Linked DNA regions of Homo sapiens: region 1 is linked to region 2. The links are chromatin loops, found by intact Hi-C in ENCODE. Cell type or tissue: Calu3. All regions are shown on one strand. Each heading gives the region's core, and the rest is flanking DNA. Links, peaks and the distances in the headings are about the cores only. Region 1 overlaps LINC00616 (long intergenic non-protein coding RNA 616). Region 2 overlaps SLC7A11 (solute carrier family 7 member 11).

What was found. Peaks named below come from ENCODE experiments on the same cell type or tissue, not always from the same donor. Only the 100,000 strongest peaks of a DNase experiment are listed, where the experiment ranks them.
Region 1: it touches region 2 in a loop (3-fold over the local background); 5 of 110 quality-filtered maps call a loop at or near these places.

The regions. Positions count from the first base shown.
Region 1 is chr4:138,104,167-138,121,216 of GRCh38, forward strand. The region is part of intron 3 of LINC00616 (long intergenic non-protein coding RNA 616); the gene reads right to left. SLC7A11-AS1 (SLC7A11 antisense RNA 1) reads left to right here. Exons shown (of 7, transcript NR_038380.1): 3 at 341-1,625. Among named protein-coding and RNA genes, the nearest start is that of LINC00616, 18 kb to the right of the region's middle. RefSeq lists an enhancer at 9,044-9,953. In Calu3, for the core only: no CTCF peak of the experiment used is centred there; DNase peaks (open chromatin) are centred at 7,485 and 8,935.
Region 2 is chr4:138,153,679-138,170,728 of GRCh38, forward strand. SLC7A11 (solute carrier family 7 member 11) reads right to left here. Exons shown (of 12, transcript NM_014331.4): 12 at 10,419-17,050. SLC7A11-AS1 (SLC7A11 antisense RNA 1) reads left to right here. Exons shown (of 7, transcript NR_038380.1): 4 at 15,039-15,140. Among named protein-coding and RNA genes, the nearest start is that of LINC00616, 32 kb to the left of the region's middle. In Calu3, for the core only: no CTCF peak of the experiment used is centred there; no DNase peak of the experiment used is centred there.

The DNA.
Region 1 (17,050 bases), core at 5,006-13,005, 50 kb before region 2:
TCTAAGCAAAAGCCGAAGGGCCAAACATCACTGGGGAAATTTGCTGGGGCGAGATTTTCAGTTCAATTTTATTCTCCCTTGAGGTTCAAACAAACTTCAGATAATCATCTTGAACTCGGTGATGAACCAAACACAGACTACGGTTTCTCGGAGGGTCAGCCCTTCCATTTAGAAAAAAGCACAGCTTAAAGTGACGAGCCAAATGGGGTCAGATGTTCAATACTTGGCAAAAGCCTCAGCTGTCGTATTGAAACAATGTTGACAACATGGCAGGCTTTAAAATAAATCCCCTTGGAGGCTATTGATATCATTCTCGCTTTCCCTTCTGTCTCCTATCCAGGCTCGCTGCTTTCTGAAGGACATGCCAATCATGCACAGCACTTACTAGAAACTGCAAGACTGCACAACATGATGGTATTTATTCCAGGAACAGGAGCCAGTCCTGGGCACACACATAAAGGGACTTCCTTCACTCCCCAGAAGAAGAGAAAGCATGCTGACACACATCTGCCCAAGCAATCAGAAGGCAGCTAAAGCCGCCACAGTCTTCACTCACCAACAGTTAGACCTTTTCAATTGATTTTATTGAAGAAAGTGAGTGCTGAGCACCATGAGTTCTCATAAACAATCCATTTTGGCAAATGCTTTAAGAATGTTGGTTAATTGCAGTTAGGCAGCATCGACGTATTTTATTTTTTGGAAAGCAAGAAGCTGGCTTACCAACATTAAGTTAAACAACATGTAAGGGTTAGAAATATGAATCAACAAACTATTAGGGTGGTACCATCTCTTTATAATAAAACAATGTAGATTGATTAAGTATAGCCTAAAAGTTTACCACAAATCATAACTACATTTAAGCTTTGAATTTCATGACTAGTGATTAATTTTGCATGTCAACTTGACTGAGCTTATAGAATGCCCAGGTATCTGATTAAACGTTATTTCTGGAGGTGTCTGTGAGGGTGTTTCTGTAAGAGATTAGCATCTGAAGGCCAGGTGTGGTGGCTCATGCCTGTAATCCTAGTACTTTGGGAGGCCGAGGTGGGCAGATTGCCTGAGCTCAGGAGTCTGAGACCAGCCTGGGCAACATGGCAAAACACCGTCTGTACTAAAAAATACAAAGTTTAGCCGGATGTGGTGGCACACACCTGTAGTCCCAGCTACTAGGGAGGCTAAGGCATGAGAATTTCCTGAGCCTGCGAGGCGGAGGTTGTGGTAAGCCAAGATTGTACTCCAGCCTGGGTGATAAAGTGAGACCCTATCTCATAAAAAACAAAAAAACAAAAAAGAAAAAAGGAGAAGAAAGAGACACAGATTAGCATTTGAATGGGTGGACTGAGTAAAGCAGATGGCCCTCGTCAGTGTTGGTGGGAATTGTCCTATCCATTGAGGGCTTAAATGAAACAAAGACTGAGGAAGGCTGAATTCAATCTCTGCTGACTGCTGGGGCTGAGACATCAATCTTCTCCGGCTCTCAGTGCTCTTCCAGACTCAGACTGGAATGTACACTATCAGCTCTCCAGTTCTCAGGCCTTCAAATTACACCTCTGGCTTTCCTGGGTCTCCAGCTTGCAGATGGCAGATCGTGGGACTTCATGGGACTTCTCAGACTCCATAACCAAGTAAGCCAATTTATTATAATAAATCTCACATATATATAATTATATATGTATATATAAATCTCATATATATGTGTGAATGTGTGTGTGTGTGTGTGTGTGTATAAGGTTGATGCAAATGTAATTGAGGTTTTTCCATTGAAAGTATGTCCAAAACCCTTATTGCCATTGAAAGTAATGTCCAAAACAATTACTTTTGCACCAACCTAAATATTTATATATATACTTACATATATAATAGGAAATAATATATATATATCTCCTATTGACTCTGTTTCTCTGGAGAGCCCTAACACGCTAACACAATAACCTTTCACTGTGCATGTGACATAATGAAATATAGAGAACTATCTATGCTGTGAGGAAAATTAGCTTTTTGATACATTGCTCTCTGTTATAAAATAATTTATTTTCCTGTGCATATATTATAGGAGAATAATATAATGCCAGTAAGCATAGTTTGATATTAAGTTGAGACTTTTAAACAGCTCACATTGTATTTGCCTTTGAGGTTTATATAACTGCCAACCCATGTATCTTTCAGTTATAAGATTCCGAGGTTGGTATATAGGTATCTCAGTAAGGTTATTGGGGTTCCTAGACCACCATGATGCCCAAGGAAATAGCTTTTTTATAATCCAAAGTTGAAATACTACTGAAATGATCAAAGAAGACATTGAGAAATGTTTTTTAGAATAATCTCATCCTTTAACTAATCACCTTTTCAGTGCTCTCAGAATACTAAAGCCATGGACAATTTTAAAAACTAGAGGCCGGGCACAGTGGCTCATGCCTGTAATCCCAGCACTTTGGGAGGCCGAGGTGGGCAGATCGCGAGGTCAGGAGTTCGAGACCAGCCTGGCCAACATAGTGAAACCTCGTATCTACTAAAAATACAAAAGAAAAAAAAAACAACTAGCCGGGTGTGTTGGCGTGTGCCTGTAGTCCCAGCTACTCAGGAGGCTGAGGCAGAAGAACCACTTGAACCCGAGAGGCAGAGGTTGCAGTGAGCCAAGATCGCACCACTGCACTCCAGCCTGGTGACATGAGACTCTGTCTCAAAACAAAAACAAAAACAAGAAAAAACTAGAACTTGAATGGGCCATAAGACGGTCCAATTCCCTCATTTACTGGATTATGGTGCTTCATTCAGAGGCCATCTCAAAAGGCAGTGAGAAAAGAGGGCAGCTGGTTGCCCATACTTGCTCCAGCCAGAGCAACTCCTACCACTGTTCTGTCTACTGGTCTTTTAAGCACAGTTTACCTAAGAAAAATAAAATTGCACTTCTAAAAGAAAAATTTGAAACCACTGATCTTGTCGTTTTATAGGTAATCAAGTTGAAATTGAGAAAGGTGAAATGATCAGGCCGCTATCGCATGCCTAGTTTATGATCAGTCAGAACTGCAGACTCTTCCCATTCCCTGGAGCTAGAACAAGCCACACCCTTTCAGGAGACTAGAGTTGTGCTCCTGCTATTCCTTCTGTCAACATCATCCAGTCTCTTCTTATTTCCTGAATGTCCTGCTCCTTTTCCCAACATAAATTCATGAAGCTTTTTTTGGAATTCTGGCCAGTTTTATCCATTTAACCACACAGTTATGGAACGTTCTGAAGAAAAAGCATGGGGAGGAACAGGCTTAAGCACAAAGGAAAACACAGAGCTAGGGTGAAATGTTCCCTTCGTTTCGAGATATCATTATGTTTGCATCGTCATTATTGTCTTCATCAGCATTCCTTCTATTCATACCGTACTCCATGACGGTTTATTATTATATGTGCTACCTCATTTGATTACCGCTCAATAAGCCCTGTAATGTATCTTAACAAACTAAGTGCTATGAAAATCATAAATTTGTTTGTACTATTTTGCATTTTTAGGTATACTGCGTTCTAATTGTCCATAAGCTCTTTAGCTGATGCAATTTTTTCTCACAAAATAGATTTAAAAATTTTTAAAGTCATCTGTTATATCTGTTACCTTTTTCATTATCCAAGTGCCTAACAAAGAAACACATTGATAGCAAAGAATCTGCAAATCACTGGTTAGCAAAACTAGAAACAAAACCAACGCCTGTAACCACAGTGTCCAGTGGCAAAAAGTCAAGAGCAGAAAGTGGAGATCAACTGCAGATAAACTGCAGATAAACGGCGGGAGTGCTGCAGCCTTAGGTGACCTCCTGGCAGCTTTTGATGCTAATGATCATGCCCTCCTTCCTGGAGCTTTCCACTTCCTTTGTTTTATATATCACTGCTCTCTTTTTCGCTCTTTGAAGCTTCCTTCCAAGTGTCTTTTTATGGTTTTGCTGACCCTCCACATATTTTCATATTTCTGAGTATTTCCTCATGCCATTCATTTCTCTTTCCTCTTTGCTTGAACTGCCCATCTTCCAAAATTCAGCTCAACTACCACTTCCTTTCTAAAGGCTTTCCTGACTGCCAAGATTGGAAGTATTTATTCCTTCCTCTTTTTCTTTTTTTTAAAAAAAAATTCATTTTTTCAAATAGTGAAGCCACCTTTGAAAAATTGTGACAGTGAGAGAAATCTGACATAGCTGACTCCATCTTTCTTCTAACCTCCAAGCTGTACTTGGTCATTTCTGGGCATAGGCCAAGCTAACTTTGGGAAGAATTATTTTATAGTTTAACCTTAAAGCAAGGATGATAATTGCCCTTCCCCAAAACTAAACTGCCTTTGTAAAACTAATGAAAGGCCGTAAGGCTAGCATTATGAAGGGAGCCTAAATCTGCTAAAATATAACCAGCCATTGTTCAGGAGGTCACAAAATTTATAATTTCCCCAATTACTCCTGTAGATGACATCACTGTTATAGAACCTAAGATTGGTCTTTTGAGATGTTTTTTCAGATTTTTGCATTTCTGATGGCTGGCTGATTTCACCCAGATCTGTGATTCTTGACTCAACCAGTCATGTGGCTCCCACCCAGAGGCAGACTCAGCACAAGAGAACCATTTTCCACACCCTTATGATTTCATCCCAAACCAATCAGTAGCACCCATTCCCTAGCCCCATGCCCACCAAACTATACTTGAAACACCCTAACCTCCAAGCCTTTGGGGAGATTGGTTTGAGTAATAACCCCATCTTCAGCATAGCTCCTCTTGCATCAATGAAACTCTTTCTTTGGTGCAATACTGTGGTCTCAGTGAATTGATTTTGTGTGTGCAGTTGGCAGAAAAAAATCCTATCAGGCAATTACAAAAGATATTGCATTCACATAGTCCAAAATCCAAACATATTTAGAGGCAGGTAGTGAAAAGTCTCCTTTGCACTATTGTTTCATGCTGTTCCCTTTCACTTCTCATTGGCTAACTTTGTGTTTCCAAAAATATTTATGCATAAATTAGCAAAGACAAGTTTGCTCTGGTTTTACACAAATAGTAGGGTGCTATGCAGTGTGTTCTGAACACTGCTTTTTTCCACTAAATGATTGTGTTTTGGAGAGAGGTGTTTTCATATTAGTATAGAGAGTATAGCATTATTCCCATATAGCTGTATAGTATTTTATGTCAGGGTTGTAGTATAGTATATTTAATCACTCTCCTATTTATGAAACTCTAAATGATTTTTAACTTTTGTTATTATGAGCAATGATGGAATTAATAGTCCTGTACATATGTCAGAGGCATTTGAACCAGAGCAACTCCATTTTGAGTGAGGGCTAGGAAAATGAGTCTGGGACTTGCTGGGCTACATTTCCAGAAAATGAGGCATCCTTAGCCTCTAGAGGTTTATGGTTAAGGGAACAAATTAATAATGCTTACGAAACAGACCCAGACTTGGGAGTGTCCAGATATCCTGCTATCTGGAGAACAAAGGCATTCATAGTTTTGCTTTAAAGATAATAGTATCAATTATTGCAAAATATAGTAATTAATAAAATTAATCCTTTATCACAAACTCTTGTAGCAGAGCACATCTCCCCAAGATCTATTTTTATCCTATGTATATATATACATATATATACAAGCATTGTAACTAGGGTGGACACGTTCCTCCTCTTACTTTCAGGAACGTCCTATTCTGTCTATGGAGTAGCTGTCCTTTCACCACTTTACTTTCATTTATTTAATTAATTTTGTTTTGTTTTGTTTGTTTGTTTGTTTTTTTGAGACAGAGTCTAGCTCTGTTGCCCAGGCTGGAGTGCAGTGGCATGATCTCGGCTCACTGTAACCTTCGCCTCCTTGTTCAAGCAATTCTCCTGCCTCAGCCTCCCGAGTAGCTGGGATTACAGGTGCACACCACCATGCCTGGCTAATTTTTGTTTTTTTAGTAGACTTGGGGTTTTCCATGCCAGGCTAGTTTCGAACTCCTGACTTCAAGTGATCTGTCACCTTGGCCTCCCAAAGTGCTAGGATTACAGGCATGAGCCACCATGTCTGGCCCACTTTACTTTCTTAATAAACTTGCTTTTGCTTTGCACTGTAGACTTGCCCTGAATTCTTTCTTGCATGAGATCCAAGAACCTGCTCTTGGGGTCTGGATTGGGACCCCTTTCTGTAACACATATATCATTTTGCAAAAACATACTAGTATACTCACAGAATAAATTGGAATTGTTCCATCAGAGAGTATAAAATTATGGTAAATATTTTCATTTATTCTCCATATGTGTTGTACCAATTTATACTTTCTCAAGCAATATGTGAAGTTCACATTTCTCCCACATTCTTGATAAGACTGTGTATCAAACTTACATATCTTTATCAATCTTTATAGGTGAGAGATGTTATTGCAGTGTAATTTTATGTTTTATTTCTTTCATTATGATTCAAGTTCAGCACCTTTTCATATTTTAAGGGTTATGTGTATCTCTTTTTAATGAATTATCTGCTTATATAATTTTCACATTTTTCTAGTAGGTAATTAGTCTTACTCATTTATGGAAACCTTTTACATATTAAGAAAATTAGATCTGTTTTGTTTTTATATGAGTTACAATTTTTTCCAGTGTATGCTTTCTTCTTTTTGACTCTGCTACTAATAACCCTCCTTACTTTCTAGTTGTTGTAGGGGAGAAAAAATAATTTTCCCTACAATTCATATTTCTCATGTGGGACTCTCTCTAACAAAAGATACATTAATAGCAGGAAAATAAACACGTTTATTAACATGTATATTTTTATATGAGACAGCTAGGAAATGAGTAATTCTCTAGAGTAGATCTCAAAGAAAAGCATTTAAACTTCAGGCTTACATACCATTGTTCTCTGAAACAAAGAAAGAAGGATGTGGGGAAAGGCCTGGTTATGATATGACCAGGAAAAGCACCTTAAACAAAGATAAGGTTTGTTATGCAGATTTAAGTCAATATCTTCTCCAATTACTCATCTCTCTCTTCAGGGTGCAGAGAGGGAGACACCCTTACAAATAGAGATTTTCATTATAGATGTCAATTTCTCTTACAAAGGATCAACTTTTCAGAGCTGCTTTTATGTCTGCAGTTTCTCAAAATAATATGCCACAGAGGCATATTTTAGGGTTGTATATACTGGTCTCCTACAATCATATTTTGGGATGATGTGAGCCCCATCACTGCCTGTGAACTATTCATTTTGTAACCACCCAACTGGTTCTTCTTGCCTGCTGCCCAGATAAAGCTGATTTATCAAGACAAGGGAAATACAAGACAGAGTTTAATACACATAGAGCCAGCTAAACAAGAGACAAGAGTTTTATTATTACTCAAAGCAGCCTCCCAAAAATTTGGAGGCTAGGGTTTTTTAAAGCTAATTTGCGAGGGTTGAAGCTGTTCTCTTGCACTGAGTAGGTTCTTGGGTGGGGACAACAAGACCAGATGAGCCAGTTCACCAGTCTAGGTGGCGCCAGCTGATCCATCGGAATGTACTTCCTAAGAAATACCACAAACACCAAGCTTAGGTTTTACAATAGTAATGTTGTCTATAGGAGCAACTGAGGGGGTTGGTGATCTTGTGGCCTCTGGCTGCATGACTCCTGAGCTGTAATTTCTAATCTTGTGGCTAATTTGTTAGTTTTTCAAAGGCAGTCTGGTTCCCAGGCCAGGAGGGATTTTGTGTCAGGAGAAACTGTTGTCATCTTTGTTTCAAAGTTAAAGTATAAATGAAATTCCTCCAAAAGTTAGCTTGGCCTTCTCCCAGGAATGAACAAGGGCAGCTTAGAGGCTAAAAGCAAGATGAAGTTGGTTAGGTCAGATCTCTTTCACTGTCATAATTTTCTCACTGTTATAATTTTTGCAAAGGCAGGTGTAATTTATTATAGAACTCACCATACTACGTCATAATTCTTTCTACATTTGCTATCAGACTTTGAGGATCTCAAGAGCAGGTATCTTATTCAACTTTTCATGCCTCTTGTACATTAGCTTACCAGGTACTGAACATGAACCACAAATTTTTTTAATGAATTATTGTGTGCTTATTTTTTCTTTTGGGCTTAAATTCATGTTAAATTTTTAATGATTACATTGGTATTAGCTACATTTAACAGCATTTACAGCTTTGTTTTGTTGTGGCCCTACTTCTTCTTTTTCCTATTCTACTGATATTTAGTTCAATCAATTATGTAGGAGACCAGAATATGCCACCCTGAAATATGACTCCTTAGCATAAGGATTATTTTGAGCTGGTTATTTGAAGGTACCACAGACACATGAGAAGCCCTAAAAATAGAGTACAGGTTACCCTTTTGTAAAGGGAAATTTACATTTATAAAGAAAATCTCCACTGGTAAGGGTGTCTTCCTCTCTGTACCAGGAGCGAATGACTTTAAATCATTAGAGATTGTTATCAATAGACAAGGCACTGACTTAAATCTGCATAACAAACCTTACCCTTGTTTTCCATGCTTTTCCTGGTTACCGCCACATTACTGGTCCTCCAACTCTCTTTTTTCTTTTTTTCAGTAGAGGATGGTATTTAAGCCTGAACTAAGCCCACATCTTTGAGATTGACTAATTTCTGTGAATATCTAGAATGAATGTGTATCTAAGGATTAAATGTTAATAAACTTCTATTTGTTTTTCTCCTCTTAATCTATCTTTTGTTACTGGAGGGACTAGTTAAGAACTCAGAAAAAGTAGAGAAAAAAATTATTTTCTACCTTTACAACAAGCAGAAATTATTCAGCAGATTGGTGTTACGCGCGTAGGGGTGAAGAGACCATCAAACAGGCTTTGTGTGCGCAATAAAGCTTTTTAATCACCTGGGTGCAGGCGGGCTGAGTCCAAAAAAAGGAGTCAGCAAAGGGAGATGGGGTGGGGCAGTTTTATAGGATTTGGGTAGGTAGTGGAAAATTACAGTTAAAGAAAGTTGTTGGCTTGCGGCCAGGGGCGGCGGTCACAAGGTGCTCCATGGGGAGCTTCTGAGACTCATTGTCCAGGAGAAGGAATGTCACAAGGTCAATTGATCAGTTAGGGTGGGACAGGAACAAATCACAATGGTGGAATGTCATCAGTTAAGGCAGGAACTGACTATTTTTTACTTCTTCTGTGGTTCTTCAGTTGTTTCAGGCCATCTGGATGTATACGTGCAGGCTTGGTCTCAGAGGCCTGACAACTGGTTTTTATTCGGAGTACAATTTAAAAATATCAGCAGGAAAAGATGTGTGTGTGTGTGTGCCTATGTATGTGTGTTTATGTGTATGGGGTGGAGGTGGAAGAGGCAAGCTCACATAACCAACCATTTAAGGCTCTAAGTTTCTTTTTAATCTATAAGATAAATAAGTGCCAGAATAAAGTATCCTAGAACATACTGAAGATTTCATGCCAAGATCCCTAGTCCCAGAAAGCTATTTTGAAATGACACTTTGAAGTAAATCAATGGAAAATTCAAGGAAATGAAAGGCCTGCGCTTCAAAAAATCCAACATCAATCAGTACTACTGCTAGGTATCCTTTATTTTCCTCCTTACATATTGTACATACAAGTTGTAGGATAGCTTTTTACAGGAAAAGGGTAAAAATTATTTAATTTTCTATAACTTCAGCCACTTATTCTCATGCTATGGCTTTTCAAATGTTTATGTATTTGAATGAAAACACAGTAACTCCTCCACCTGTCTTTAAAACAAAGGTGGTTATATACCTGGTCTGCAGGGGCAGAGGGAAGGTGTGGAACTTAATATTAAATGTTCATCCATAATTTTCACTTTGCTTCAGACCTTGATGAGGAGTCAAGATGGCCTCTTGCTTTGTTTGGTTTTGAGGTCTTCATGCTAGCATGCAGTTGTGTAAGAGCAATTTACCGTGACTCACCTTTCTTTTTTTTTTCTGGCACAAAAAATAAAGTTTTCCTATGGTGCTCAATAGCACTCAAATGTGCCAGGGCAAAGGCCTCTTTTTTAAAAAAATGAAATAAAACATATGGAAGGAAACTAAGAACTCTTGTCAAAATTATTCCACTGTGAAATTAGTTACATTCCACAAGAAAATATAATCATGCCAAGGGTTATTTTCTTCAGTGACTCTCACATAAACTACAGCAGGAAAAAAAAAATCTGGTGTTCAGCTTCATAAGCTGTCAGTGCCATTGGCTACCTAAACCCATTCATATTTGATTATTTTCAGTCCACTGCCATTTCTATACAGCCCTGGTGGATATTTCCTTGATTCATTAAATAAAACATTCCCATCAGCCTATTATTGTGTTGCTGCTGTCCTTGCTATAATTAACACAGCAACAGATTTAAAAACTAATACTTAAAATAACTGGTGTAGAATTCACTTCTAAACAGAATACACATAAAAAAGATTATCCAACAGGGAGCTGCCAAATGTACTGTAAACTGCAAGAGTTTCACATCCTTTAAACACTCGGCAAGATGCTAACTGAACCACATCTCTGCTGTCAGCAGAGCATGAAACTCTGAGATTTGTTTCAGTTTCCATCTAGTCTCTGCCAGTTAAAACTAAAGACTTCCACAGGGTAAATACCTATTCCATTTTTACTGGCATTGCCTACTTTCTCTTTGACAATCTTTATGTTTCCCTCTCAGGAATGCTTGAGCCCTTTATGAATGTGACATTTTGCAAAGCCCTGTGGTCTAATAAACTTTCCCAAATTTCCTCATCATCCTCATCTCCACAAAGTCTTTCTTATGTGCACACAGTTGTGAGTGGCACTATGCAAAGAAAATCTAATAGACCCTATTCTTTTTCCTATAAGAATATATCATGGAGAACACACACACTCATACATATACCCAGTACCTAGAGAGAGAGAGAGCTAAATGCAAACAGTAAGCTCTGCTCAAAATCCTCCATTGGATTCTCGTTTCTTATCAAATCAAATACAATTTTCTCAGCTTGTCACTCAAAGACTTCTACAATATGAGCCTAGATTATCTTTCCAGCCGACAATTTACCAATCTCCTGAGTGTATCTCCTGTTCCTAGTAAACTAGATTACTCACAGTTCCTGTGTTATATGGTGCTTTCCTATTATCTTATCCTGACCCCAGACAGGTAGAAAATCAGGGCCCTGGAGTCAACTAGTCTGGAGTGTGGGATGTTATATGCCTGGTTCAGGGGGAAAGGAGGGAGAGGAATAGAGAAGAGGTATCCCTTGTAATCTTATCAATAGGCAGCTGCTGGGGCACTAGGAAGTGATTTGAGTCAGAGCAACTCTCAGAGTTGCTGATGAGAAAAGTCATGCAGACCATCCAAATAAGTTGTCAGTTTTAATGAGTGCTACAAAAATGAGGATTCCTTAATGAAGCCAGGCACACCGAGAGAGGACAGGACACGTGCTTCAAACTGGAGCGTGTGAGATGCAGGCTAAAGCTCTGTAAATAAGAGTAGAAATGAAATGACTTTTCCTATTGTGACTGCTTCTTTGGGGTCTGGGGACAGAGAGTTAAGGATGTGAACAGAACTGAATGCCACCTGGGCTCTTAGAATGATGGCATTCTTTCTGCATGGAACACCTTTATCCTCTGGTTCAAATCATATCAATTCTTCCAGACCCATTTCAAATATCACCTCTTCCATGAAACCTTTTTTTCTGTCCCTCAAAAGAAGCCATCCTTCCCTCATCTGCACTGTATCAGACATTGTTGATACTTCTTGACAGCCTTCCTTACTAGATTGTGTATTATATTCTTAAATTTGTCTTATACCTTTAATATATTATAAGCACCTTAAGTTATGGATTTACTCTTTCTTAATATCAACTGTAGCAACTACATACTGTGACACATAACTGTTACTCAATAAACATTGTTAACATTATTTTAACTAACATCTGAGAACAGAGAATATTTGCATGACTTACGGAAAAAGAAAAGGGGCATCAGTATCCAAATATACCTCTGGATGTTCTCCCAACTGGCCAGTATCACTGGCATTCCCATATGTTTTATAGAGATAACTAGATATATTCAGCTTATATTGAATATTTATTTATAGTTCCTCATGAACCTAGTCAATCAATCTGAAAAATTTATCATAATAAAAGTATTTACTATAATCTCAAGGCATATGAGGGATGCTGAATAAATATTACCACAAAAATATGCAAATGTCCACTTTAATGTTCTCTTCATTTGTTCCTCATACAACCAGGAGATATATCATACCACCTAAAAGTTGGACCCGAAAACTAATTTATGTTATGCTTTGATTAAAATTTAGTTTGCTTTCATACTTGATTTAACAATCTTTTCTCACTATTTTGTTCTTTTGTTAAATATATCATGTTGGAAGTATATATTTCTTATAAGCTCATAGTAAGATGTATAGGAAAAATCCTACAGTATAAGGAATAAAATCCTTCTTAAATGTTTTCCGTATTAACAGGAAAATTGAGGTCAGATTTTCAACCAAGTATATTGGATATTATGTGATGCATTTTATGTTTTAATATTTATCTCAGTTTTCCTATTTTCCTTTAATTTCTTGCTTTAAAAAAATTGGTATCTTAATCTTACAAGTTAGCCCCTTTACACATTTTTAATAATGCAGAGTATGAATAATAACACATAAAATTAAAGTTATCTAATCTTATTTATACTTTAGTATCCTAAAGTCAAAATGTTACATAGAAGTATAGTATATTATTAAATGAAAAGGAAATGACTATTATAGGTGCATTTTTTTTTAAAATACAATGATTTCAAAACTAGCTCGAGGTTTTAGGAAAAATCTGTCTAATTTGCTCCTAACACTAAGACAAATCTCCTAATTTGTTCCTAACACCAAGACAAGCCATATATTCATTTTTCTCATTATTTAGAATTGTAAATTCACAATTTATAATTGTAGAAAATTGTGGAGTACAATATGATGTTATGATTCATGAATACAATGTGAATAATTAAATCAAACTTGTTAAATCATCCGTTTCCTCAAATACTTAACATTTTTTGGTAGTGAGAACGTTTGACATTTACTCTCAGCAATTTTGAAATGTAGAATACTCCATTATCAACTATTAATATATCCACCACAGTGTGCAATAGATATTTAAAAAAAACCCATATTGATCATCATTTCCCCATTATCCCATCCCTCAACCTCCATAACCACTTTCTACTCTCTTACTTCTATGTGTTCAACTCTTTTAAGATACTATATATAGTCGAGAACACGCAGTATTTGTTTTTCTGGGCCTGTCATATTTCAATTAGCATAATGTTCTCCAATTGCATACATGCAAATAACATTTCCTTCTTTGATAAGGCTGAAGAGTATTCCATTGTGTATATAAACGACATTTTCCTTATCCATTTATCTGTTGATGGACAATTAGATTGATTCTATGACTTGGCTGCTGCAGTGAACATGGGAGTGCACACACCTTCTCAACAAACGTATTTCAAATATTTGGGTAAATACCTAGAAATATGGTTTTTGCCTCATGTAATTCTATTTTTAGTTTTTTAAGGAATTTCCATATAGTTTTTCAAGGTGGTTATACCAGTTTACATTCCCAACAACAGTGTACAAGGGTTTTCTTTTCTCCACATTCTTACTTACCTTTGTTATTGTTTATCTTTTTGATAATAGCCATTCTGACAGATGTGAGATGATATTTCATTCTGATTTTAATTTGCACTTCCCTGATGATTAGTGATGTTGAGTATTTTTTCATATATCTGTTGGCCATTTGTATGTCTTCCTTTAAGAAGTGCTTATTTAGGCCCCTTGCCCATTTTTAAATTGGGCTTTTTGTCTTCTTGCTATTGAGTTGTTTGATCTCCTTATATATTTTGAATATTGACATTTTATCAGATGTTTGGCTTGCAAATATTTTCTTCCAATCCATAGGTTGTTCCCCTATATTAATTGTTTCCTTTGCTGTGCAGAAGCTTCTTAGTTTGATAGAACTCCATTTGTCTATTTTGCTTTTGTTGCATGTTCTTTTGGTGTCAAATCCAAAAAATCATTGCTAAGACAAATGTTGTATAGTTTTCCCCCTGTGTTTTGTCTAGTAGTTTTACAGTTTCTGGTCTTCAGTTTAAGTTTTTAATCCATTTTTAGTTCATTTATGCTGTGAGATAAGGGTCCAATATTGTTCATGTGGATATCTAGTTTTTTCACCACCATATGTTGAAGAGACTATCCTTTTTCCACCATGTATTATTGGCAGGTTTGTTGAAAATCAATCAACTGTGCATGCATTGGTTGATTTCTGGGCTCTCTTCAACCAGTCTGCTGGTTGATACGTCTTTTTTTTTTTTTTCTAGCATCATGCTGTTTTAATTACTAGAGAACTCCCTAGTATTGTTTAAAATCAGCTAGTGTGACACCTCCAGCTTTGTTCTTTTTGCTCATGATTGCCTTTGCTATTCAAGGTTTGTTGTTATTCTATATGAATTTTAGCATTTTTTTTTCTATTTCTATGAAAAATAAAACAGACATTTTTACAGTAATTACATTGAATCTATAAATCACCTTGGGTAGAATGAATATTTTAACTATTAATTATTTCAATCCACAAACATAGGATATCTTTCCATCTATTTGGGTCTTCTTCAATTTCTTTCATCAATGTTTTAAACTTTTCAGTGTACACATATTTTAGTTCCTTGATTAAATTTATTCCTAAGTATGTTAATTTTTGTCACTATTATAAATGGGATTGTTTTCTTTCTTTTTCAGATAGTTTGTTATTAGCATGCAAAAATTTGACTAGTTTTTGCATGTTGATTTTTGTATCTTACCACTTTAATGTATTTGTTCATTAATTCCAACAAGTTTTTTTTTTTAATTTAGTCTGTAGGGTTTCCTATATATACGAATATGTCATCAGCAAAGAGTGACCATTTTACTTCTTACTTTCCTAATTATATGTATTTTATTTTCATCTCTTGTCTAATTGCTCTGGCAAGGACTTCCAATACTATGTTGAACGTAGTGCCAAGAGTGAGCATCCTTGTCTTGTTCCAGATCTTAGAGGCAAGACTTTCACTTTTTCTCCGTTAGGTATGATGCTAACTGTGGTTTTCTCCTGCATGGCCTTTATTGTGTTGCGGTACATTCCTTTTGTACCTAATTTGATGAGCGTTTTTATCATAAAAAAGATGTTGAATTTTATCAAATGCCTTTTCTATATCTAATGAGATGATTACATGGTGTTTTGGCCTTCATTCTGTTAATGCAATGTATCATATTCATTGGCTTCAGTATGTTGAGCCATTCTTGTATATCAGGGATAAATCCCACTTGATCATTATGGATGGTCCTTTAAATATATTGTTCAATTTGGTTTGCTAACATTTTGTTGAGGGTTTTTGCAATGATGTTCATCAAGGATACTGGCCTGCAGTTTTCTTTTCTTGTAATGTCCTTGTCTGGCTCTGGTATCAGGGTAATGCTGACTTCATGAAGAGCTTGGAAATGTTGCCTCCTCTTCAGTTTTTTGGAAGAGTTTGAGAAGGATTGGTATTAGTTCTTCATTAAACATTTGGTAGAATTCAGCCATGTGGCCATCAGATCTTGTGATTTTCTTTGATGGAAGACTTTCTTATTACTGATACAATCTCCATACTTGTTATTTTCTGCTCGAATTTTCTATTTCTTTATCAATCAGTCTTGGTAGGTTAGATGTGTTAGGGATTTGTTTGTTTCTTCTAAATTATCAAATTTGTTGCATATAATTGTAATAGTCTCTTTTGATCCTTTGTATTTCTGTGGTATCAGCTGTAGTGTCTTCTTTTTCATATCTGATGTAATTTATTTGAGGTTTCTCTCATTTTTTCTTAGTCTAGCCAAAGTTTTGTCAATTTTGTTTATTTAAAAAAAAAAAAAACAATTCTGGCTGGGCGTGGTGGCTCATGCCTGTAATCCCAGCACTTTGGGAGGCCAAGGCAGGAGGATCATGAAGTCAGGAGATTGAGACCATCCTGGCCAACATGGTGAAACCCCGTCTCTACTAAAAATACAAAAGTTAGCTGGGCATGGTGGCACATGCCTGTAATCCCAGCTACTCGGGAGGCTGAGGCAGGAGAATTGCTTGAACCCAGGAAGCGGAGGTTGCAGTGAGCTGAGGTCGTGCCACTGCACTCCAGCCTGGTGAGATAGCAAGACTCTGTCAAAAAAAAAAAAAAAAACTTAGAAAAAACTAGGTCAAAATTCATATGGAACCAAAAAGAGCCCAAATAGCCAAGGCAATCCTAAGCAAAAAGAACAAAGCTGGAGACATCATGTTAACAGACTTCAAACTATATGACAAGGCAACAGTAACCAAAACAGCATGGTACGGGTACAAAAACAGGCACATAGACCAGCAGAACATATTAGAGGTTCTAGAAAGAATGCCACACACATACATCCATCCACAAAGCTGACCAAAACAAGCAGTGGAGAAAGGACTCCCTATTCAATAAATGCTGCTGGGATAACTGGCTAGTTATATGTGGAAGATTGAAAATGGACTCCTTCCTTACACTATATACAAAAATCAACTCAAGATGGATTGAAGACTTAAGTGTAATACTAAAATTATAAAATTTCTAGAAGATAACCTAGAAAATTTCATTCTAGGGCAAGGACCTGGCAACGAATTAATGATGAGGATGCCAAAAGAGGTTGCAACAAAAATAAAAATTTGACAAATGAGACCTAATCAAATTAAAGAGCTTCTGCATAGCAAAAGAAACTTATCAACAGAGTAATTAGACAACCTATAAAATGGGAAAAAATTTTTGCAAACTATATTTCTGACACAGGTTAGATATCTAGAATCTATAAGGAATTTAAATTTACAAGCAAAAAAGAAACAACCTCATTAAAAAGTAGTCAAAAGACATGAATGGACACTTTTCAAAAGAAGACACACATGTGGCCAACAAGCATGTTAAAAAATTCTCTATATCAAAATTAGAGAAATGCAAATCAAAACCATAATGAGATACCATCTCATATCTGTCAGAATATCTATTATAAAAAAAGAAAAAAAAAATGGCTGGTCACAGTGGCTCATGCCTGTAAT
Region 2 (17,050 bases), core at 5,708-13,707:
TTTTTGTTTGTTGAACGAGTTAAATTATTGAATTAAAGTATGTAATATAGTACATCTATAAAAAAGTTCAGTTTCTAGGAAAAAGGAAATTCTTTAACAGTAAATTATAATAATGTTAAGAAACAGTAAGAAAAACATGTCATCAGTAAAAGAAAAGTTAATGCATGTTATAAAACATCATAACTTATTTAGTTATTGATAATCTGGAAAATCCATTTATAACAGGAAATGTTGTATAAAGCAAATCAGGGTTTCAATGGTAAATTTCCAGTTTAAAAATACAAATTATCATTGCATTTGTATAATGCAGATAAGAATCAGGTTTGATAAATGAGGGAAAACAATTTTATAGGATAAACCAATGATTTAAAATCTGTATTCATATTGAGATTCAATGAACATCTCTGGAAGGATCTTTCATTGCCACATTCGTTTTATTATATAGCTAAAAAGCTAATAGGCTCATCTCAAGGCTTCTTCTTGTAGCTCTATTTACTGAAGGGTTAAAGGTGGCCAGGTGCAGTGGCTCACGCCTGTAATAAAGGTGGCCGGGCACAGTGGCTCATGCCTGTAATCCCAGCAGTTTGGGAGGCCAAGGCAGGCAGATCACGAAGTCAAGAGATGGAGATCAGCCTGACCAACATGGTGAAACCCCGTCTCTACTAAACATACAAAAATTAGCTGGGCGTGGTGGCATGTGCCTGTAGTCTCAGCTACTCAGGAAGCTGAGGCAGGAAAATCACTTGAACCTGGGAGGCAGAGGTTGCAGTGAGCCGAGATCACACCACTCCACTCAAGTCTGGGCGACAGAGTGAGACTGTGTCTCAAAAAAAAAAAACAAGTTAAAAGTAAATTGTGGAGAGTATCTTATTTGAAAATTACACTGCCTGGACACTGCAGATTATTAGGTTATAGATTCTGCTAGAAAAGCTCAGAAGTGAGAGAATCTGTTCTATACTTGTTCAGACCTAAAAAATAGTAGTAAATTCTCTGGACAGTGAAGCAGGGAATTGCAGTACTCTATAGGCGAGACAGATTTTTCTTGCTAACATGGAAAACTAACCATCCTTCTTCTTCTTCTTCTTCATTTTTTCCTCTCTCTTGTTTAAACCTCAGATGTATAAATAACTGAAGAAGCTGTGCTATTTTAAAACATGCACTGATGATTTTTCATTGGTACATACATTTCTATCACAGCCCTTTAGTATCATTGTAATTTGCTATTTAATAACTCCCCTTTCTAAAAACTGATATTAATGGAATACATTATTGCATTTAATTTGTTCAAAATTATTATTTTTTAATACTATTAAGCATTTCCTCAGTTCATGATCCTTCCTCTTGCTGAACCTGTGCAGCCCCTTGCCTGGTTTTGTTGCTGCTTTGTTTTTGTCGTTGTTATTTTCCTTCCCGTGACCACAGCTCCATTCCACCTGCCTTCTAAATGTCCCTCTAAGAACTGCTTTAGCTAGAAGCTAAAAATGCTGGCTTGCTGTTTTTTCATTATCATCCTCTTCTAAGTATTTTGAAACTGTTTTTTCCTAACCTAAAGTTTTAACCTTTTTTTTTTTTTTTGACGGTGTCTTGCTCTGTCACCCAGGCTGGAGTGCAGTGGTGCGATCTTGGCTCACTGCAACCTCTGCCCCCTGGGTTCAAGCAATTCTCTTGGCTCAGCCTCCCTAGTAGCTAGGATTACAGGTGTGTGCTACCTAGCCAGGTATGTAACACCCGGCTAATTTTTTTTTTTTTTTTTTTGAGACAGAGTCTTGCTCTGTCGCCCAGGCTGGAGTGCAGCGGCACGATCTCGGCTCACTGCAACCTCCACCTCCCAGGTTCAAGCAATTCTCTGCCCTCAGCCTCCCGAGTAGCTGGGTTTACAGGCACCAGCCACCATGCCTGGCTAATTTTTTAATATTTTTAGTAGAGATGGGGTGTCACTATCTTGGCCGCACTGGTCTTGAACTCCTGACCTCGTTATCCACCCGCCTCGGCCTCCCAATAATTTTTGTATTTTTAGTAGAGATGGGGTTTGGCCATGTTGGCCAGGCTGGTCTCAAACTTCTGACCTCAGGTGATCTGCCAGCTTCTGTCTTTCAAAGTGCTGGGATTATTACAGGCATGAGCCACCATGCCCAGCCAACAATGTATTTTTAAGATGGCAGATATGTAGGATTTTAAGCTATCCTTTTGTTGTTGATTTGATTTTGCTATATTATTGCCGCAGTCTCTCAGATATTGAATTCTTGGAATTTAATTAGTTTTCACTGAGTCCCAGGAGAAATTCAATTTTTGTGAATGGTCCATGGATATTCAAAAACTCTATTTGCTTATTAGGTATTAAATATATATACTAATATATTAGGTAAATATATATAAATACGTATATTAGTGAGCTTAATTTTAAATGTGTCTATACATGTTAAAAAATTCTGTACTTTCATGTTTTGTCAGTTTGATCTAAACCATTTTTGAGGAAGTGATAAAATCTCTAACTGAAATTGGAAATGCATCCACATCTCCCTATTGTTCTGCCCACTGCTCATGCCACTCCTCTCCTGACAAAACAGAAACTTCTGAAACCAAGGGGAAAGGGGAATTGTTAATTAGAAGTAAATAGTAGCTAGTAATCATTTGTACTAGCTATGACCTCATGGCAGGATTGTCGAAACGAGGCCTATTATTTGACTTGAATTGCTTTACTACTTGCTGGATTTTCTCTTGGTGAGAAAACTTCCCAAATTGTAATTCACCCTTAACATCCCCCTACAGCTAGATGAGGCAAATGCCAGTATGCCCTGTGGCCAATGGATAGCCTGAAGAACCAAGTAATATTCATCATCAATTCTCCCATGACAGCAGTTTCTTCTGCTTTTGTCCAATAAGCAAAAAAATTTCAATATTTATGAATAGATGTACAATAAAACAATTGGTGGTCAAAGAACGGGGATAATTTTAAGAGGCTTCTATGTAAAGGTGTCTAAACTGTGCCAGACACTTACCGTGTTCCTTCGGACAAACTACTTAACTCCACCTTCCTTCATAGTAGTGTAGACCTCACAAAGTGGCAAGAGGATTGAACAAGTTAGCATACTGTTAGCACTTAGAATGTACTAAAGTCATATAATATGCATTTGATAGTCATTAGATATTATTGGCTGCATTTCACTTTTCATATTCTTTCCACTTTCTTGATTTATTCATGCTTTGTGTAACTGTGTATGTGGTGTGTGTTTATGTAGAGGAAACCTGTTATAGGCATTATATTCTCTGGGAATTTTACTTCTTCAAAATCATTCACCCATCTACTTGTGCAGGGACCTTAGAACAATTTTTAGACTCTATTTGGGGTTAGAACGTAGTATCTGTTATTGTGACTAAAGATTTGAGTCTTTGAGTTGTTCTCTTGATTGTGGAAGATGTATAGCCTAAGGCATTGCAGAGAGAAAGCCAGTACACAGAAGAATAGAGCTAGAATACAGTCACCCAGAGACATAGAGATAAGAAATGGCGAGAAAATAATGCCTGGTTTCATATCGCTTTCCATTTCCAGATTTTCAGCCCTTCTGAGGCCAGATGGCATTCCTGACAAAGAGTTTTTCAAGACATTACTATATTCTTATCATAACTCCTCTTTTGTTTCAATTACTTGAATTGGTTTCTGTTATTTGCATCTAAAAGAGTATCAAACAATACAATCTAATAGACCATAACAAGCTTAGTAAGGCTAAAAATTGTGTCCTTGACTGCTTCCGGGATCCGAAGATAATACAGCGATCATTGTTTGACATCTTTTCACTAACCACATATCTGAAACACAAAGCTCAGGATGTCTGTCATCCATCCAACTTGAACAAATTTGAGAAATAAAAGATGACATCAATGAAGGTATTCTGAAACTACAATAAATTGTTTCATCATCTAAAATAGACATTCATCTTAGATCCAAAGATTCTTAGTAGATGCCCACTGCTCTTTTCCCTTTTAGTTCTCCTGCCTCATTTCATTTCCTACCCAGCTCATGCAAACTTATTCCATGGGGCTATGTGCTTCCATTTTTCCATTCTCACTGATGGAAAGCCATCAATTCACATCATCTTCAACTGGCAATTTCATTTCATCAAAAAGTATATGTTGAGACTAATATTTTCCAGACAGCCTACTTGAGTTAGGTTGTGGCTACAAAATGCAATAGACATGGTTTCTAAACCCAAAGTATCATCTCTCTCAGAGTATGCCTAGTTGTGATAAGGTGGGGAAGAGGAGATGGTTCTTTTGCATGCCTGTTATTTGTTTTCATTAAGAGCTACATTAAGGAAATACTCTTGGCCTCTTTCTAGAACAGTAGTGTCTTAATCTTACAGGTGAGTTTGGTGGAAAAAAAAACAACAACTGATGATATGTATTTTCTTCTTGGGAAGCAGCCTGACCACAGAGGACATCAATTCTACTGGGCATTAATTCACACTATAAGTTTTATAGGGTCAAGGATCCGTGGGAAAAAGCTTGAATGGTACAAGGCTGCCTATAGTTAGATGGGCACATTTTTTTAACCCTAGAGTTCAATATTAGAAAGTCCACTTGTCCATAGCTATGAGTCATATTCTCCTGTGTTAGCTGTATCTGCATGATGGTGGTATTTTGTTCTTCTATCTGCCTTATAATTTAGATATATGTCTTAATTGATTAATAGACCCAGTGGAAAAGAGTGTTACTAGCCTCCTCAAGAACACTAACAATGTGTATCTAGAATCCTGTCCTCTCACCTTGGCTTTTGCCCTGTAATCTAATAATCAGGGGAAATATCCAGCTGGAATTTTTTTCTTTTTTTGAGATGGAGTCTGTCTCTGTTGCCCAGGCTGGAGTGCAATGGCATGATCTCGGCTCACTGCAACTTTTGCCTCCTGGGTTCAAGCGATTCTCCTGCCTCAGCCTCCTGAGTAGCTGGGATTACAGGCACCCACCATCATGCCCAGCTAATTTTTTGTATTTTTAGTAGTGACGGGGTTTCACCATGTTGTTCAGGCTGGTCTCGAATTACTGACCTCAAGTGATCCACCCATCTTGTCCTCCCAAAGTGCTGGGATTACAGGCATGAGCCACTGTGCCTGGCCCCCGATGGAATTTTCACCACCCCAAATTCAGGACTTCACAAATGGAAATGTGTGCCAATCTCCAACCATTCCATAAAGGGAAATCAGAAGTTTATCACCAAGCATGCCTGTTTCAGTCACATATGACCCTAATCATCAACTCATTCAGCTGAAATCTCAGAGTCACAATGACTCATCCTCCTCTTATTCTAGTAAGTTAGGCATAGAGTCCTGTTGGTTTTTTCTTCACAAATGTTTTATTTATCTGCTTTCATCACTAATCCCAATCTAGACTTCTTCATGCCTGCTCATTGCAAAAGCTCATCAGCTATATTTTGCTGATTCTAGATTTTTTCCTTATAATCTCTCCAGCAGAGCTGACAACATAATCTTGTTTAGTTGCCACTTTGACCACATTATTCCTGCCCAAAATACCTTCAGTGACTTCCGTCTTCAGATCAAATTCTTTTTCATGTTTTAAAGGCTCTGTCATAAGTGAATATAAATAACACAACCAACTTCTTCATATTTGTTATTCTCTAGTCTACTTGGACTTAACTCTTTTATAAACCAAAAGCATGGTCCACTTTTACTATATGTCTTTACTGAAATTGTAAACCACACATATATCATCATCTGAAATCAACTTCTACCCCCCCTGTCAATCACCTCCAAATATTTAAGGACTAAAGCGAAGCCCAGCATGTCATATCCATTAACTTATTTACAATTATAACACACAGTTTCCAGTTAATCATACACTGTATTAAATTGTGTATTTCTGTGGTTTTATAGATTCATCTTTATCCAAGCTGAATTACTGTGAGTTCCTAGGGCTGAAGAATCATGGTACATTCCCCACATCATAAAATTCATTATTAATCATATAGTAGATACAAAATATTTAATAATTGATTGCCTTATAAATAAAACGAAGTAATTGCCTTCACCTAAGAGATGGCTTGATTCAACAGTTTGAAGCTTGAGTCATTTGATAATCAAAATCTGCTCTGACCTCTGATTTTCTCTGTTGTTCTAGGCAAGCCATTTTACTTACTTTGGACTCATTTTCTTAATCCAAAAATGGAAGTAAGGCTTGTCATCTGTCTTATTCATAGTCACAGGTGAGGAGTATCCTAGTCAATACAAGGCACATAGCTAATACAAAGTTTAATAAAAATGATAAATAACATCTATTACAAAATTGAACCATTGTTCAATTTCTTCTGCCCTTTCAGTTCTTTGATTCAATATTCTTTCACTGAAATCTGAGAGCTGTAATTTGAAAAAGCGTTTTACTAATAATTGTAGACTTTCTACATTAGCTTTTTCTTATCATTAGGCACACCTGGATGATATCAAATTATTCTTTTAAGGAAATCAATATATCACGAAAAATGCATAGAAGAACATCTGGCAATAACATTTCAGGTAAGGGAAATTTGAGTATGAGAAAACTATATCATAGAATTCCCTGTTTTCCATGGAAACTTTCTTTAAATAATTTAAAATAATATTTTCTCTATTTTTTTATTCCTTAAGCAAAATTACTGTTCTTTTGCTACAAGAGCCACTTTTCTTTTATTGTGAATTATGAAGAGTAGAAAAAAATGAAAAAAAAAATCATTCCCTGAGTCTCTAAAGAATCAGAAAAAGCTTTAAATAATTTTATTATATTGACGATTTTCATAGTAAACCATTAAAATCAAATAAATGCCTTGACTTGAGAGACAATAACTTTGTTAATAACATATCATGTTAATTAGATTTTGTTTAGTGTTTTCATGTGGGCAAAATATACATTTTAGGCCGGGCATGGTGACTCATGCCTGTAATCCCAGCATTGTGGGAGGCTGAGGCAGGTGGATCACTTGGGATCAGAAGTTCGAGACCAGCCTGACCAACATGGCGAAACCCTGTCTCTACTAAAAATTCAAAAATTAGCCAGGCATGGTGGCACACACGTGTAATCCCAGCTACTTAGAAAGCTGAGGCACGAGAATCCCTTGGACCTGGGAGGTAGAGGTTGCAGTGATCCGAGATTGTGACACTTAACTCCAGCCTGGCCAATAGAGTGAGACTGTGTCTCAATAAATAAATAAATTTTAGAAGTTAAAATTAGAATAAAAAATCAAAACACCAGAAGAGTATTTATTTTTTAAAAATCACAGATGTTAGAGATAATAATCAGTGAGTACTTAACAATGCAGATCAGATATAATCTAACTTGGAAGAGAGGAGGGAAACATGCTAAGGAGAGACGATGGTAAAATTCCTAGAAATAAAATTTCCCACATTTCTTAATTATATAATTCCTCCAATTATTTTCTCTTTCCAAATATGTGTCTTAAGCCCATTGCAGTTTACAAAGGTAAAATATAAGATTTTTTAAAAAATAAATAAAACTCAAACCTTTTTTTTTACTATTTAAAAAAATTCTATGTACATGTGAGAAGGAAATATTTGAAATTTTGATAAAGTTCACTGTTTATATTATATGTACATATTTCACTTGCCTATGCTATCTCCATTATATTGGTAAATACTGAAATCTAGAATATTGCCTAATAAGTGCTCTACACTTGCTTCTCCTAGAGTGAATTCTGTACTTTGCTCCTATACTCTAGTTGTGCTGGTCTTTCATTTGTTTTCTTAAACAAGCCTTGCTTATTTTATTCTGGCTTAGAGCTATTGTCACATCATTCACTTGGCCTGTAACACTCCTCACCCTGCCTCCTCTTATCTCGTTAATGTGCACTCATCCTTCAATAGCAACTCATACTACATCTTCAGGAAAGCCTTTGCCAACATCCCAGACCAGATCACATCCACCTGGCTGTACTGTCTTACAGCACCTGAGACTAATCCTAATTTGTGACTACACATTTGACTGATTAAGAAAAAGCATCTCTCCCCCCAACTAGACGGTAGGTTCATGAGGCAGAGGCACTATCTAAACTGTTAGTTGTTGCATTTACAATATTGATTTGTCATACGGGAAGTGCTGAGTGAATTTTTGCTGAATTAATGAACGAAGAACTAAATTTTGACTGTAGATCATTGAGTAACAAATTATTAAAGGAACATGGCAATGTGAGAATTAAAAAGAGAACATTAAGTAAGCTGAAGGCAGCATTCCGAACATGAAATAAATTTTTATGGTGTCCTTAGATTTTAGGAAACAAAACATATGATCATAATGATATGTTATACAGTTACAATGTTAATTACATCACAAAAGTAAAATTAGTTTATCTTGTTTTCAATAAAAATGAAAACTAGTGGAAAATAACTTTCCCATATGTCTCTTAGGGTTATCTTCATTTACACTTACTAAGTTATTTTATCGTAGCTGGAGAGTTATTTCAATGTTTGTAGTGTTTAGCCTGCATTAACACCTCCAAAATCCTGTTTTATGCCTTTCAGAGATTAATAAATGTTAGAAGCTAAAATTTTGAAGGAATTGAATCCTAATTATATTTTTACTTCTGAATTCTTTCAAACCTCAAATGTTTTCTAGATCATAGTTTTAGCCACTGCCCACTAGTGACCAGGTGTTCTTAAGCTTAAGAACATTAAAAGAACAAAAACAACAACAACAAAAAAACAGGCCTGACTTTCAAAGTCAGATCTCTAGGGAGTCTGCAAATGTAATTGTTAGGGCATGTGGAGACAAAAGCAACAGTACACTTACCCACCCAAAGCCTGCTTGTCTCAGCATGTGTAATCATCTCAAATCCTTATAAATTAGACATTGCCTAAAAATTTAAGAAAAAATGTTTAGATGTATTCCAGTTACAAAAGTCTATCTGAACCTGAACCAGCATGTTTAAAAGCCTAATGACAATTTAAAGACTAATTACTAGACATTATATATTTTAATTCAATACATGTCATATTTATTAATTTTTAAATAAATATATCTACATATCTCATGGATTGCATTTATTTTCAAAACTGTATAAATTTAATAGGTGCCAACGTTGTTGGTTTCTTTTTTCCTTGTTCTCCCAAAACATTTTACCCCAGGAAAAGTGCTATTTAATCTCCCATGTCTATTTCCAAGTAAAATTTGGTCATCAAAAATTTAGATTTTTTTTCTGCTCTACATATCAGACCATTATTTTTTGTCAAGATATATGAAAATGATACTGTATCAAGAATGTAGGGGCCTAAATAATTCATAATAGGCTATTTGTCTGAGTATTTCCCTCATCAGGACCTACCTACCTGTGGTGGTAGAGAAAAAGAGAGACTGACTCAAACTTCCCAGTCAGCTTGCTTTTGTTTGGCAGGTAGCTTTTACAGAAAATCTGTTTCCATAGAAGCTAATGGATTGCTTAAATTTAGGAGTAACAAAACCTGCTTCTATGCTAATCATAAAAAAGCTAACCCTGCAACCTAATGAATGTCATTTATTCATGCATGCACTGAAATTATACATTTAATAAATATTAATTGAGCACCTACTATGCTTCAGTTGGCGAAAGACAAAATCAGCAAATTCAGGCAGAAAAGTGAGTCCAGTAAATCAATTACAGCAGTGTTCAATGAGTTCTACAAAAAAGATGTGCTCCAGATGATGAATGCGTTCAGGTGTCAGGTCTTAAAGCAACTTGGGGAAGGCTTCTGGAAGAGGTTACTTTTGAACTTAAATGTTGGGTAGAAGTTAACTGTGTGTGGAATAAGGAGATGGGAGTTGGGGAGGAAAATATAATTAATTCCTGTAAGAGTATTCAGTGTGTAAAAAGAAATAATGGCATCATATTTTGTTGCTATTGAACCACTGAGAACACATTTAATATGGCTGCCGAGAATGTGGAAAGCTGGAGAAAGAAAGGTGACAGGTGATGGAAAGCCCTATGTGTTACATGGAGGAGTTTGAATTTTATCCATCCACAAAATAAAATATATATATATATATATATATAAATGTGAAACCATTGAAAATTTTGACCTCATTTGAGTTTCAGGAAGAACATTCTGGGGAAACAGTTGAGAGTGTAAAGAGATAAAAGACAAAATTCTTGTTAAAGGCCTGAAATGAAAAGATTTTGAACTTGTACAGGTGGAAATAGAAGAGGAGCTAGATATTTCAGACCAGAGGACAGATGGATGTAGACCATGAGAAAGAAAAGAAGAGTGTTTCCAGGAGACTGGGTCTGCCAACACTTCCAGTTTTTAGTACAGGAAACTGGTGTAAAGTGGGATGCTCCAACAAATTTGGGGAATCAGTAATAGATAAATTCAATCAATCATTAAAACTAAGGCCTTCAATTTAAATGAATATACACTGCTTAAAAAGAAAGCAAAACATGACGACATTTATTATGTAAACTATCAAATGTTTATTTAAATTTCCATTTAAAATATTTTCAAGTAAAATATGTACAAAAATGGTTATAAAATGGTTGAAGCAACTAGAAGCGTGACAGGTATAATACATATAAATACAACCAAAATTCAATTCAATGCAAAGTTGAATGACATCATATTGCACCAAAATTTATTCCATACAAAAGCACATGCATCAAGAGTTTCCATAAGATGAAAACAAACACACTTACTTCATAGCATCTTACCACTTACTTACACAAATAGCCCATAAACACCATCTGGCATTGTGATTGCAGTACCAGAACTCTCCCCAGAGGGAACTCATTTAGCTATAGAAGAATCCATTTTATTTCACATATCACATGCTTGTGCAGGCATCAGTGCTAGGAACCCTAAGAAACAACGCAATCCACAGATGAAAGTCTCTCTGCACCATTTATATCTTCATAGATAAATATCTTAGTTCTAATATGATTGGAATGTGGATGCAGAAATAAAATGCAGTTTTGCTCTTTAAGAATTTTATCAATGTAAGACATTGTATTAAATTTGTATAAAATACACACAATCCCCTCTACTAAGTTTCATGATCACAGTGCCAGAGTGAAGAAACTCTGCTTGAGTTGAGGACCAGTTAGTTAGGATATTGAGGATCACTCTTTTTCAGCTGGATCTCTCTGTTCTTGTGTTTTCAATCACTAGACCAAACCCACGATGCCCCTGAAATTCTGGGAATGGTACAAGGTCATAACTAATGCATTCCAGATCCAAGTTAGGGATTTAGCTGGTCTATAAATTACAGTTTAAGCACAGATCAAAGAGATGGCTGCCAGCATATCCTTCAAGGGTAACCTGAGTTCCAAGACTTTCCCACTGGGCTAAATGGACTCCACTTGTTGCAAATTATAAATGCTTGTCACAGAATATGAAAAATATTTAAATACATTCATAGATAGTACCTAATAATATGTTAACATAAACATAACAACACACATATTATTTTTCTACCCCTTGGCAACTGAAAATGAAGTTACCATTCCTAGGCCAAATTTTTAGACAAAGCTTTCTAAAACCATCTTTATAAAGTAAATTCAGATATGCTTACAATAAAAAGACATAAAAGATTCATCCTGAGATGAATTCTGAGTCAATAACTAAAAACCATTTCTACCAGTGCATCACTACCATGTAATCCATTCTACGCAAGCTCTACAAATATTGAGTCAAATCCTGTCTGTCAGAAAATGAAGACCCAATAAGTTTGCCGAAGTATTCAGTACAAGAGGCCATTTGTCTTGCCTTTTTCTGACATGTGCATACTATAAAATCACAGGTAGCCAACATTTAGTATCAGTAAAAAACAACTACGTTTGTTCACCTGTTTGGCATAGGGAGAAAACAATGTATCTCATAGCATTAAATGATACAGCCTTAACACATATGATGCTCATATTTGCAAAGTTCCCAAATGTTGAGAAGTTCTAGTGAAAAGTCATACTATTGTGCAAAGATGAAAATTTGGAGCCAATGTCTGTATTCAAAATAACCAAAATATATTTTAAAGCAAAATATATCCTGATACTACTATAGATTCTAGGAATTGTCCTAAAAGAGTAAAGTGTTGTTTCCTTTCTGAACATGAATAACATCAAAGGAAGAACCCAGTTCTTAAGACTTAAGTAGGAAATTTATAGAAATTTGATTTATACCAGTAGTAATAACATTCATAAGGAAAAACTATTAGGTAACAATTTTCTCCAAGAAGAGGATCAGATTACTTAAAATTGTTGGAGAATTCTGGTTGTTTGTGCAATAATCATAGTGATTTACATTGCTTTTCTTCTTTCAGAGCAATAAGAAAGTTATTTGGGGTAGTACTTGAAATAATTCATATACACAGTCATTTAACATAGATCGTTTCTAGTCGAGTATGAGCATACATTCATGGGAACAATCTGTTTCATTCTTCAAAGTATGTTTGTACTTTGGAATGAAGGAGAAATTCTAGGGAAAAATTAATTCAGAAATCTTTTGAAATAAGACAGTTCAAACCTAGGACCAGGTAACCACATTGCATTGCCTCCCAGTGTGATATGACTGTGCTTCCAAGTATGCATCTAATAAAGTTAGTTAGTAGGAAAATTTGATGTCTAAATTTTATAATACACATTTAAGTCAGACCACTCACAACCCAACAAATTATACAGCTTTAACATGCAAAGGCCTAATAGGTTTTCCCACAAGATGCTGTAATAATACCCTGTCACACAAGGTACTCAAAATACAGTCACCACTGCAAAAGAGATACCTGTGCATTACTCTTTTTTTCCCCTCTGGCTTTCAGCACGGCCTTCTGAGGCTTTAACAAGAGGTAATAAGGACTTAGCAAGCAGTTCTCCTAACCAATACATTAATTCACTTGAAAGTCATACTTTTAAAAAAAATCAGTAGTGTATATGTTGAGGAAAAAAAGCATGTTCACTCTGGAACAAAGTTGGCCCTCTATGGCTCTCAGATGCCTAATGCTCTACAGTTTTGTGAGAGAATTGTTAACTGTAAAGCTGTAAAGGCGGTTATTGGTACTATAAATGTACACTTGATTCAAGTACGCTGAAACACACACATGTAACAGCTATTAGGACACTGTAACCGTCCTCTGTGTATTTTAAGGCCAATAGTAACAGAGAGGAGGGAAAAAAATAACTACCAAGAAAATAAAACTAATGGGTAGATTCACACTAAGAAAATCTAGGTAATTATATAAATTCATTGTTATGAGGTTGTAGAAAGGACAGTTATCTCACGACATATGGAAAATTGGTGAATTTCCTGTGAGACTATGATTTATGCTTTTGTGAATGTATACCTGATCTAAAATTAGACAAAACATTTATTTTTAGACACCAACTAATTGGAAAATATAAGGAAAGAAATAATTATCTCCCAAAATTGACTATTAAAAAATAATTTTTAAGTACAGTACTAATAAACTAAGGATGACCTAGAGAGCATACCTTTAGCTATTATTTAAAAATCTTTTTTTTTTTTTTTTTTTTTTTTTGAGATGAAGTCTCGCGCTCTTGTCCCCTAGGCTGGAGTGCAATGATGCGATCTTGGCTAACTGCAGCTTCTGCCCCTTGGGTTCAAGTGATTCTCCTGCCTCAGCCTCCCGAGTAGCTGGGATTACAGGCGCCTGCCACCACGCCCGGCTAATTTTTATATTTTTAGTTGAGACAGGGTTTCACCATGTTGGCCAGGCTGATCTCGAACTCCTGACCTCAGGTGATTCGCCCGCCTCAGCCTCCCAAAGTGCTGGGATTACAGGCATGAGCCACCGTGCCGGACCTATTTAAAAATCTTTTTGAAGTACAGTACTAATAAACTAAGGACTACCTAGAGATCACACTTTTAGATATTATCTATTTTAACATAGATTAAAAATACTGTTTATATGAAAATTAAGCTTAAATACACGTATAGGTAATAATTATTTTGCCCATATACAAGTAATGTAAACAGAGGCTATCAAGGTGACCCATTATCTACTCTAATTTATATCCACTATGAGCTTCTTCCCAGTTGTTATACAATGCCATATTTTAATTCCTGACTGAATGGTTAGGAAAGCAAAATGTAACTCTGTAAACTTGATCAGCACTAATGTACAACATATTATGGAGGGTAAAGTGAAGCAAGAATATATTCAAGTAAAATAAAATGTCTTTCATGGGCATTCAAATCCCACATCTCTCTATATTTCTTTCCCAACTAAGAGCTATAATTAAAATCCCATTTATTATTTTTCTATAGTTCAGAATCAACGTATAAAATATGATGAAAGTGAAACTATCTCCCTATATATCACATCATATATATTGTGAGAAAGTCACTTGTTATATATGGATATTTCAATTAACTCATAAATTTTTAAAAACATATCCTCCATACTTATTTCTAACAGAAAAAAATAACAGGAATTATTTTACTTTACTCACATGGACAATGCAGATTTTGTGGGGGTAGAAGTGTACACAACTTTGCTGGTCTTCTTCAACAAAATTAGTACAGAATTCCTAATACAAAGTTAGGTTCAGGACCTCGAATGGAACATGTCTAAGTGAGAGGCACTGAAGCTTAGGTTTCATTAGCTTCCTGCGAGATCCACCTATGCACAGCAAACAACTAATTTTTAATATTTCTCTGACTATATTGCATAACATTAAAATATTGTTACCTTCAGTCCATACTATCTTTCATTTCCTGATTCTCTGGCCTTCGGTTTTTTATCTTTTCATACCTTATACCTCAATTACAAAAGATCAACTTTAACAAAGGTCAGAGTTGCTCCCTTTCTTAGCAGTATATTCATCTGCAAATCAAGATAAAATAATGATTTTCCTGTAGACTGATTACAGTTCATGAGGAATTCTGTTATGTAATTATACTCTTGTTAACCCTCTATTGATATGTCAAATTGTAATTGGGGAAACAATTTTACCAGACACATAAGACGAACAGGAAATCTGTTTCAACGTGAATATCTTAGTGTTGGAGAAACCGTCATGCATTGCTAACGTAACCTAATAAGCTGTCCAAATTTTGTGTCCACAGGGCTGAGGAGCTACAGTCTAAATGCATACGCATGTTGGGAACCGAAGTCAGCCATCTTCCCTAGGACAAATCTTTACTCTTCTAAAGAAGGACAAGAATAAGGTCTACTTTCAGCTAACCATTTATAAGGTTCAGTTTTCATTGGATCAAAGGAATATAATCTAATACTTTTTAAATGGGGTCAAAACAGTATTATAAGGAAAATATTTACTGCAAATATTTATAATTGTGTAAGGAGAATCATTCTTTTTAAAATCAAGTTGTGTTTTAGCTTTAGAATCTTTTAAAATCACAAGTATTTGAGAATCCATCCCCACAAAAATTAAAAAATACTATATTAGTTATTTTAAACAGTATTCATTACTTTTACTGTTTATGTTATAATAAACTTATGTATATAAACATTTGAATATGCATGGTACAAAGTACAAGTACAGAACATGTAGTAAGTAGTATGTGCATGTATGTGTGTGTGTGCATATCGTATAAAAATATGAGAAAAATTTTACTTATATAAAAACATATATATAAATAAGTGTTCAGGAGAGTTTTTGAGAATCTGCTTTACATACTGCAATTTTGAGTGAAAATTATGGATATTAATTTCCTGATTAAAGGAACTGTGTCTTCTCATGATGAGTCCTAAAAATAAGCCAAAATACTACTTAATCTCCATCACTTTTTTTCTTAATTACTGGCTGACTTTTTTTCTGCGTGAAATGGCATTACAATGGCAGGGAAATTTAATAATGCAAAAATCACTTTTGAAAATGAGAAAGAATAATTCTAGTTACCTTTTAAATTGATACTTTTAAAGAGAAATTCAAATCAAAAATAAATAAATTAAAGTCTGAGACCAATTTGCCACTGTGAATATAAGCACATTAACCCCAGGAAGAGCCAAGAACTACACAAACCTCTCTATGAGAATTTACCAGTCTTCTTTCATTTGGCAAGAAAAAGCTCAGGAAAATTTGCTTGTTTAAATTCTATGAGCCTAGTCTATGGGGAAAAAAAAAATAGGAATATGAAAGAAATTCTTACCTCCAGCAACATATCATAGGGAGAGATGTGGACAAATGAACAATATTTACTGGAAATAGGAATTATAAATCAAATTTTGAAAACCCTATGCTAAGGAAGGAAGGAGTTATTATAAATTCACTCAGAGACCCAAACGTTAGGTTCAGCTAAAGAAATGTCAGTCTTGGATATATATTAAATGTTTTCAAGAGCAAAATTGAAATTACTGAATTGGAAATGCTCCAAATTATAGGTCATCATTTCTACTTTGGACAATTTTTTATGAATTCTATGTTTGCCTTTAATAATTTTAATTGGTATAATTCTTTCAAAAATCCTTATTTTCAAATGGACAAAAATTAAAGGATGAAACATACTCTGGCCATGACTAACCATTTTACCTTAGATGTTTATAAATAACAGTTCAAAATTTCATCATTATATTACTCTCATTTGTAAGTTCCACTATATATATATATATATATATATAAAAAGTGTGTGTGTGTGTGTGTATATATATATATATATATATACACACACACACACACACACACATACACACACATATATATATATATATAATCTTTTTTTTTTGGAGATGGAGTCTGACTTTGTCACCCAGGCTGGAGTACAGTGGTGCAATCTTGGCTCACTGCAACCTCCGCCTCCCGGGTTCAAGCAATTCTCCTGCCTCAGCCTCCTCAATAGCTGAGATTACCAGCATGTGCCACCATGCCCAGCTAATTTTGTATTTTTAGTAGAGATGGGGTTTCTCCATGTTGGTCAGGCTGGTCTAGAACTCCCGACCTCAGGTGATCCACCCCCTCAGCCTCCCAAAGTGCTGGGATTACAGATGTAAGCCACCATGCCCGGCTCACAGTATTTTCTAATACTGGCAAAACAACATCTTCTGAACACAAACACTTATCCACAGATTCTCATTTCAATTTTCTTCTTATCAGTTGTCTCTTTTGCAAGTTGAATGATAA